Regions from separate parts of the Homo sapiens genome. Here region 1 is linked to region 2. Evidence: chromatin loops called from intact Hi-C (ENCODE). Cell type or tissue: gastrocnemius medialis. All regions are shown on one strand. Links, peaks and the distances in the headings refer to the core of each region. The heading gives the core; the rest is flanking DNA.

What was found. Hi-C counts contacts between places; a loop is a spot of excess contacts. Peaks named below come from ENCODE experiments on the same cell type or tissue, not always from the same donor. Only the 100,000 strongest peaks of a DNase experiment are listed, where the experiment ranks them.
Region 1: it touches region 2 in a loop (6-fold over the local background); 1 of 110 quality-filtered maps calls a loop at or near these places.

What each region holds. Positions count from the first base shown.
Region 1 is chr12:101,526,241-101,529,164 of GRCh38, forward strand. LOC105369935 (a long non-coding RNA gene) reads left to right here and starts at 130. Exons shown (of 3, transcript XR_945261.2): 1 at 130-201. In gastrocnemius medialis, for the core only: no CTCF peak of the experiment used is centred there; a DNase peak (open chromatin) is centred at 1,621; H3K27ac peaks cover 2,500 bases.
Region 2 is chr12:101,593,554-101,596,477 of GRCh38, forward strand. It overlaps MYBPC1 (myosin binding protein C1), which reads left to right and starts at 1,418. Exons shown (of 32, transcript NM_002465.4): 1 at 1,418-1,542. The coding sequence starts at 1,518. In gastrocnemius medialis, for the core only: CTCF peaks have their summits at 1,313 and 1,513; DNase peaks (open chromatin) are centred at 1,338 and 2,758; H3K4me3 peaks cover 1,385 bases; H3K27ac peaks cover 2,500 bases.

The DNA of each region.
Region 1 (2,924 bases), core at 294-2,793, 67 kb before region 2:
ATCATAATTGCATCATATTTAATATATTTCATATCTTCCAAACTGTTAATGAAAATGACAACACCTCTTTTAGGTTAAATATTTACTCAAAATATTATGCCATTTAAATGAATCAAGGTTTAGGAGAATATCTACTCAAGAAGAAAATTGAGAGTGAAAACCGTCTCTCTAAATTGGAGAGCTGAAGACTGAAGAGGACAGGTGAGTTCTGCGCTGTCACATGGTGAGGTGAACTTTCTATTTCCCCTATTCAATGTGTTCTTTTTCAACTCTCATAGTCACAGTGCTGGAAGCTCTTTGATGTCCTGCCTTGCAGACTTCATCTCTCCTCTCCCAGGGCTCTCTGCCTTTAGTAGATGTCTGTTAGCCCTACATAAATAGTTGTCTTGGCTCTGGCCAAAGCATTCAACGTTAATTAGTCCCTGTGCACTGACTGTAAACTTTTGGACATGATGCCTGATTAATTTTTACAGCTTCTTTTTACCTTCATTGACTTTTTAGATGTTGTTTGAATACAAATCTATACATCTAATCTGCAAATCACATCAAATCAACATTATATAAACAAATTGAGGACAATTTTAGAAACAGAACACTTTGTTTTATGAGAATAGCAGAAACAAAGCTTGAGCTAAGGATGTGGGTGCTTTCTTACCCAAACCTCACCCTAGAGGATTTCCCTTAATCGCTTGTCTTGGATCCCTTGATCACCGTATCTTTTCCTTAAAAATGGAAATTGCTTCATCTTTTATTTTCTGGTTATATCCACATAATCTATATTTATAAAAAGTTCATAGGCCAGACGCAGTGGCTCTTGCCTGTAATCCCAGCACTTTGGGAGGCCGAGGTAGGTGGATCACTTGAGACCAGTAGTTCAAGACCAGCCTAGTCAACATGATGAAACTCCATCTCTACTAAAAATACAAAAATTAGTTGGGCATGGTGGCACACGCCTGTAATCCCAGCTACTTGGGTGGCTGAGGCACGAGAATCGCTTGAACTCTGGAGGTGGAGGCTGCAGTGAGCCAAGATCGCACCACTGCACTCCAGCCTGTGTGACAGAGTGAGACTCAGTTTCAAAAAAAAGAAAAAAAAGTTTATCGACTAAATATAAAGACTCAATAACCACCATTTTAGGTCTCCTTTTTCTATACACATAAACACATGCAAATACTTTATAAAATGATGCCATAACTTACACTGTTTTGTAACCGTCTTTTTGCATGGAAAAATTTCATATGAATGTATTTCCTTGTTGACAAGCAACACTTCGTATCATCATTTTATAGCTGCATGGTGTTCATTTGTGTAGCCGTCTTATGATGGACTCAACAGATTGAATCTCCAGTCTTTATCTGTGACATTTGCCAGTAAGGTTTTCAAATTTCATATTAACTTTTACCTCTTTCCTAGGGGGCCGGCCCTTTTAGAGTTCAAATTGCAAGTTTAGCAATAAAAATAGAAACCCAGAGCACTGACACCTGAGCTGTAACTCATGTCAGGTCACATCCTGCTGCAGAGTGCCACCACTTTTCCACTGTGAAACATCGCTTGACCAGATTCTCAAAATAGCACTCCCTCTTTTTAGCATGCCGGCGTCTGGCTTGTGTTATCTGGCTCTCTTGAGCCACCAGCAAGAGTTCTCAGCTCCTAGGCCTTGGAGTCCCTCTGCCCCTGTGCCAGACCAGACTTAGCAATCAAGGCACGACGTCGGGGAACTGCAAGCGATTGGGCCTTTGGGACAGCGAGTGGGAATGCAGACACACAGAGCCGGCCAGCTCCCTGTCTCCACCCGTGGCAAGATATCCTGGTGTCAGGCATAGGAGTATTCTGAGTTGGGGATAAAAGGTCAGGGGTACAGGCTTATGGTGTGATCTAAACCCAGCCTAACCAGCTCCCATTTTGTACATGCCGTTATCTGTAAATTATGGAGCAGGTTTGGCAAGGTTATACATTTTTCTTTTCTTTTCTTCTCTCTCTCTCTCTCTTTTTTTTTTTTTAGAGGTGGGGGGTCTTGCTATGTTGCCCAGGCTGGTCTCAAACACCTGGGCTCAAGTGATCCTCTCGCCTCAGCCTCTGGCATACCTGGAACTACAGGTATCTGCCACCAGGCCCAGCAGAATTTTCAATTCTTTAATTATTACTAGAGGTAGTAAACCTAGTGAAAGTGCATGAGCTTCAAAATCAGACTGTCCTGGATTCAAAACTAGCTCTACCACTTATTATTCGTGGAACCCTGCACATAAGACACTGGATACACACTTACAGAGTAAGTGTATTGAGTATATATGTTTGTGAATTTGTTTTCCCAGCTGTAAAATGGGGATGATAATAGTACCCATTTCATAGGGTTGTTGTGAGGACAAATTGATGAATGTATAATTGGCTTACAAAAGGTACTCCGTAAATTAGAGCTGCCAGAAGAGAAGAGATCTTAGCACTCTTCTTACTGAGTCCATTTTAGAGTCCTCATGCTGGATTTATTTGTTCAACAAATAGTTATTAAATAGGCACTGTATTAAGTACTGAGGAGACATGTTGACTAAGACACTGTCCAGGGGTGGGATCTAGAACTATCTCATTCATTGAGTACATAGTTATTCACTGACCACCCCTCCTTTTTTTTGAGACAGGGTATTACTCTGTTGCCCAGGCTAGAGTGCAGGATGTGATCATAGCTCACTACAGCCTCAAACTCCTGGGCTCAAGCAATCCTCCTGCTTCAGCCTCTCTAATAGCTGGGACCCCAAGTGTGCACCACCACATCTGTCTCCACCGTCTATTAATCAGGTACTGAGTACACTATCATCTTCCTCCAAAATGTCTCTTGTGTTTATTTACTTACCTCCATCTCCATTGCCATCATCCAGTCAGCCTCCTAACTGATCTCCCTACTTCCACCCTTGACTCTTTTGTTGTCGTTG
Region 2 (2,924 bases), core at 332-2,831:
TTTTATTTTATTTTTATTTTTTGTAGAGACAGGGTCTTGGTTTGTTACCCAGGCTGGTCTCCAACTCCTGGCTTCAAGTGATCTTCCCACCTTGGCCTCCCAAAATGCTGGGATTATAGGCCCCAGCACTGCACCCAGCCTCCATATATATTTTTAAGTGTATAATCCAGTGGTTTTTAATATATTCACAAAGTTGTACAACCATCACCACTATCTAATGCCAGAACATTTTCATCATGACCAAAAGAAACCCCATATGCACTGGCAGTCACTCCCAATTCCACCTCCCTTAGGCCACTGGCAAACACTGATATACTTTCTCACCATATGGATTTGCCTGTCCTAGATATTTCATATAAGTGGAATTGTACAATGTGTGTTCTATTATTTTTTATTATTATTATTATTAATTTGAGATGGAGTTTCGCTCTTGTTGCATAGGCTGGAGTGCAATGGTACAATCTCGGCTCACCACAACCTCCGCCTCCTGGGTTCAAGTGATTCTCCTGTCTCAGCCTCCCGAGTAGCTGGGATTACAGGCATGCACCACCATGCCCAGCTAATTTTGTATTTTTAGTAGAGACGGGGTTTCTTTATGTTGTTCAGGCTGGTCTCGAACTCCTGACCTCAGGAGATCCACCCCCCTCAGCCTCCCAAAGTGCTGGGATTGCAGGCATGAGCCCAGCAGTGATCTATTATTTTATAGTCTACGTTTGTATGTCTGACTGACTTCTTTCACTTAGTGTAATGTTCTCAAGCTTCATCCACGTTGTAGCATGTGTCATTGCCTCATTCTTTTATATGTCCTATAATTTTGAAAAATGATGTTTTTGGAAAAAAATGCAAACGCAGAGTATCCCCTAATAGAAATCTTTGCTATTCTTAGAGAAGAACATGAGACAAGTTATTTAACCTAGAGATTTGGCTTGAAAAATTAATATTGACATATCAATGAGGAATAAGAAAAAATATAAATGCAATAATTAAGGACTGATGAAAATGAAAAGCTAATTGGAGCATAAAAGTGATCATCTGAATACAAAGACTTTTCTGCCTAATCTTAGTGAAAATTAAGGTATAGGTTGGATTGGCATATTATGATTTTTAATTTGTTTTTTTAATCATCCAGCAAACTTTTTGCACTCCTGAGTCAGCACATGCATCTGTCAGAGAGAGAAGAGCAAGACGGAGCACGAGGCTGCAGCTGAATTTAGAAAGTTAGAGGTGTTCTCATCAGCCACATGAGATGGGCAGGAGATTCCTTCCAGTAGGCGAGAGAGCAGAGTGCAGACAACAGATGTGAGAAAGGTCCCCATAGCTGTCAAGTTCCTGCATCCTTGTGCTGAAGAAAGGGAGGTGCCATCATGATTGATGTTCAGAGGCAGTATAAAAGCACTGGGTTTCTCCCCAACTGCTTGTCACACCGACCTGCACCATCTCTCGCCTGCCTGTGGGGTTTCTGTCAACTAGTCGTGGAGGGAAGGAGACTCTTTAAAGAATAACATCTTATTGTGGCCATGCCAGAACCCACTAAGAAAGAGGGTAAGACTTATCTAGAAATCTTTTTGTTGTACTCCTGAATAAAGTGTTTATTTTGGTATTTATCTTCAAACAAATAACAAATATCTTAACTAGATGAGAAAATAAAATCACTATGATTTAAGGAAACGATCTTTTAGATTAAACAGACCAGAGGAAAAATACAGCGAGAGTATATTGAATTGAAAAATTTCTGATAACGATAGTTTCTAAAGGGATATTGACTAAAATTATCAAATGATAATTCTATCATTCAATTGTAAAGAATCCTTAAAGTGTAATTTAAGGATGTTAATTGCTGATGGTAAACAGATTACGTTTTCAAGCATATTTTCTTAGATTTAATCACAAATTTTTTACCATGTATTTGCAATTTGCAGAGAGTAGGAGACTTAAAATATTTTCTCAAATGGTTAATACATTGGATCAAGATTTCAAAAAAGAATTTGTGACATTATTTCCATATTTGCTACTTTTTTTAATGGAAACATATTTAAAATATACAGACGAAGGGTTTTTTTTGTTCTTATCAGTGCCTTTGGAGGTTCGTTATTAAATTCTTGCATGGAAAGAAAACCAAACACCTGATAAAAAAGGATGTCCCTGAATATCATGAATAGATTGTTCTTTCATGAGTTTTATTGTAGAGAATTTCATAATATGTAGTAGGCTTTAAGAATAGTTAAGCTGAAAGTATAAAAATATTCTTCCTTAGAAGAAATGTTTTCCCTAACAAAGTTTCTCCTTTCTATAAAAAAATTAGTGTATTAAAGCTACCAATTGGTAACAGAAGTAAATTGGAATTAGTAGTTATGAAAATAAATAATAATAAGCACAAATTAATACTATGCATGCATTGAATTTAATTTTTAATTAAAATATCTTTTAAAAATATTATTTCATTTATATTCATCTTCATTAATGCTTACTGAATCTTTATTTTTCCCTTCTGCAAATAAAAGAAAAAGAAAGATTAGCAGGAAACATAAAAATAGTCATAGTTTTCAGTTTTTAATTCTTAAAAATGCTTTAGCTATTATTTTAAGGAACCTTGAAAAAGATGTTGAAATACTAACCAAATTATCAAAAGTCTTTTAAACATATTTTCTTTATATAATTAAGTAACCAGTGTTGACAGGCTGTGGTGATCAGTTTACAGGTTGGCCTTACTTAGTGGCAGAGGGCATTGATGGATGAAGTCTTTCACCCAAAATAACCACACCAAATGCATGTATTAATATGGGAACTTAATCCTGACTGTCAGGCAGGGAGTCCAACCCCTGCTAAAGTATCTTATTTGTAATGCAAATGATTTACGTGTGTACTAAGTGTCCTTTTTATCTGCTCTGTCACTTTAACCTCTCCGAAGTGTACCCAGAAGCAAT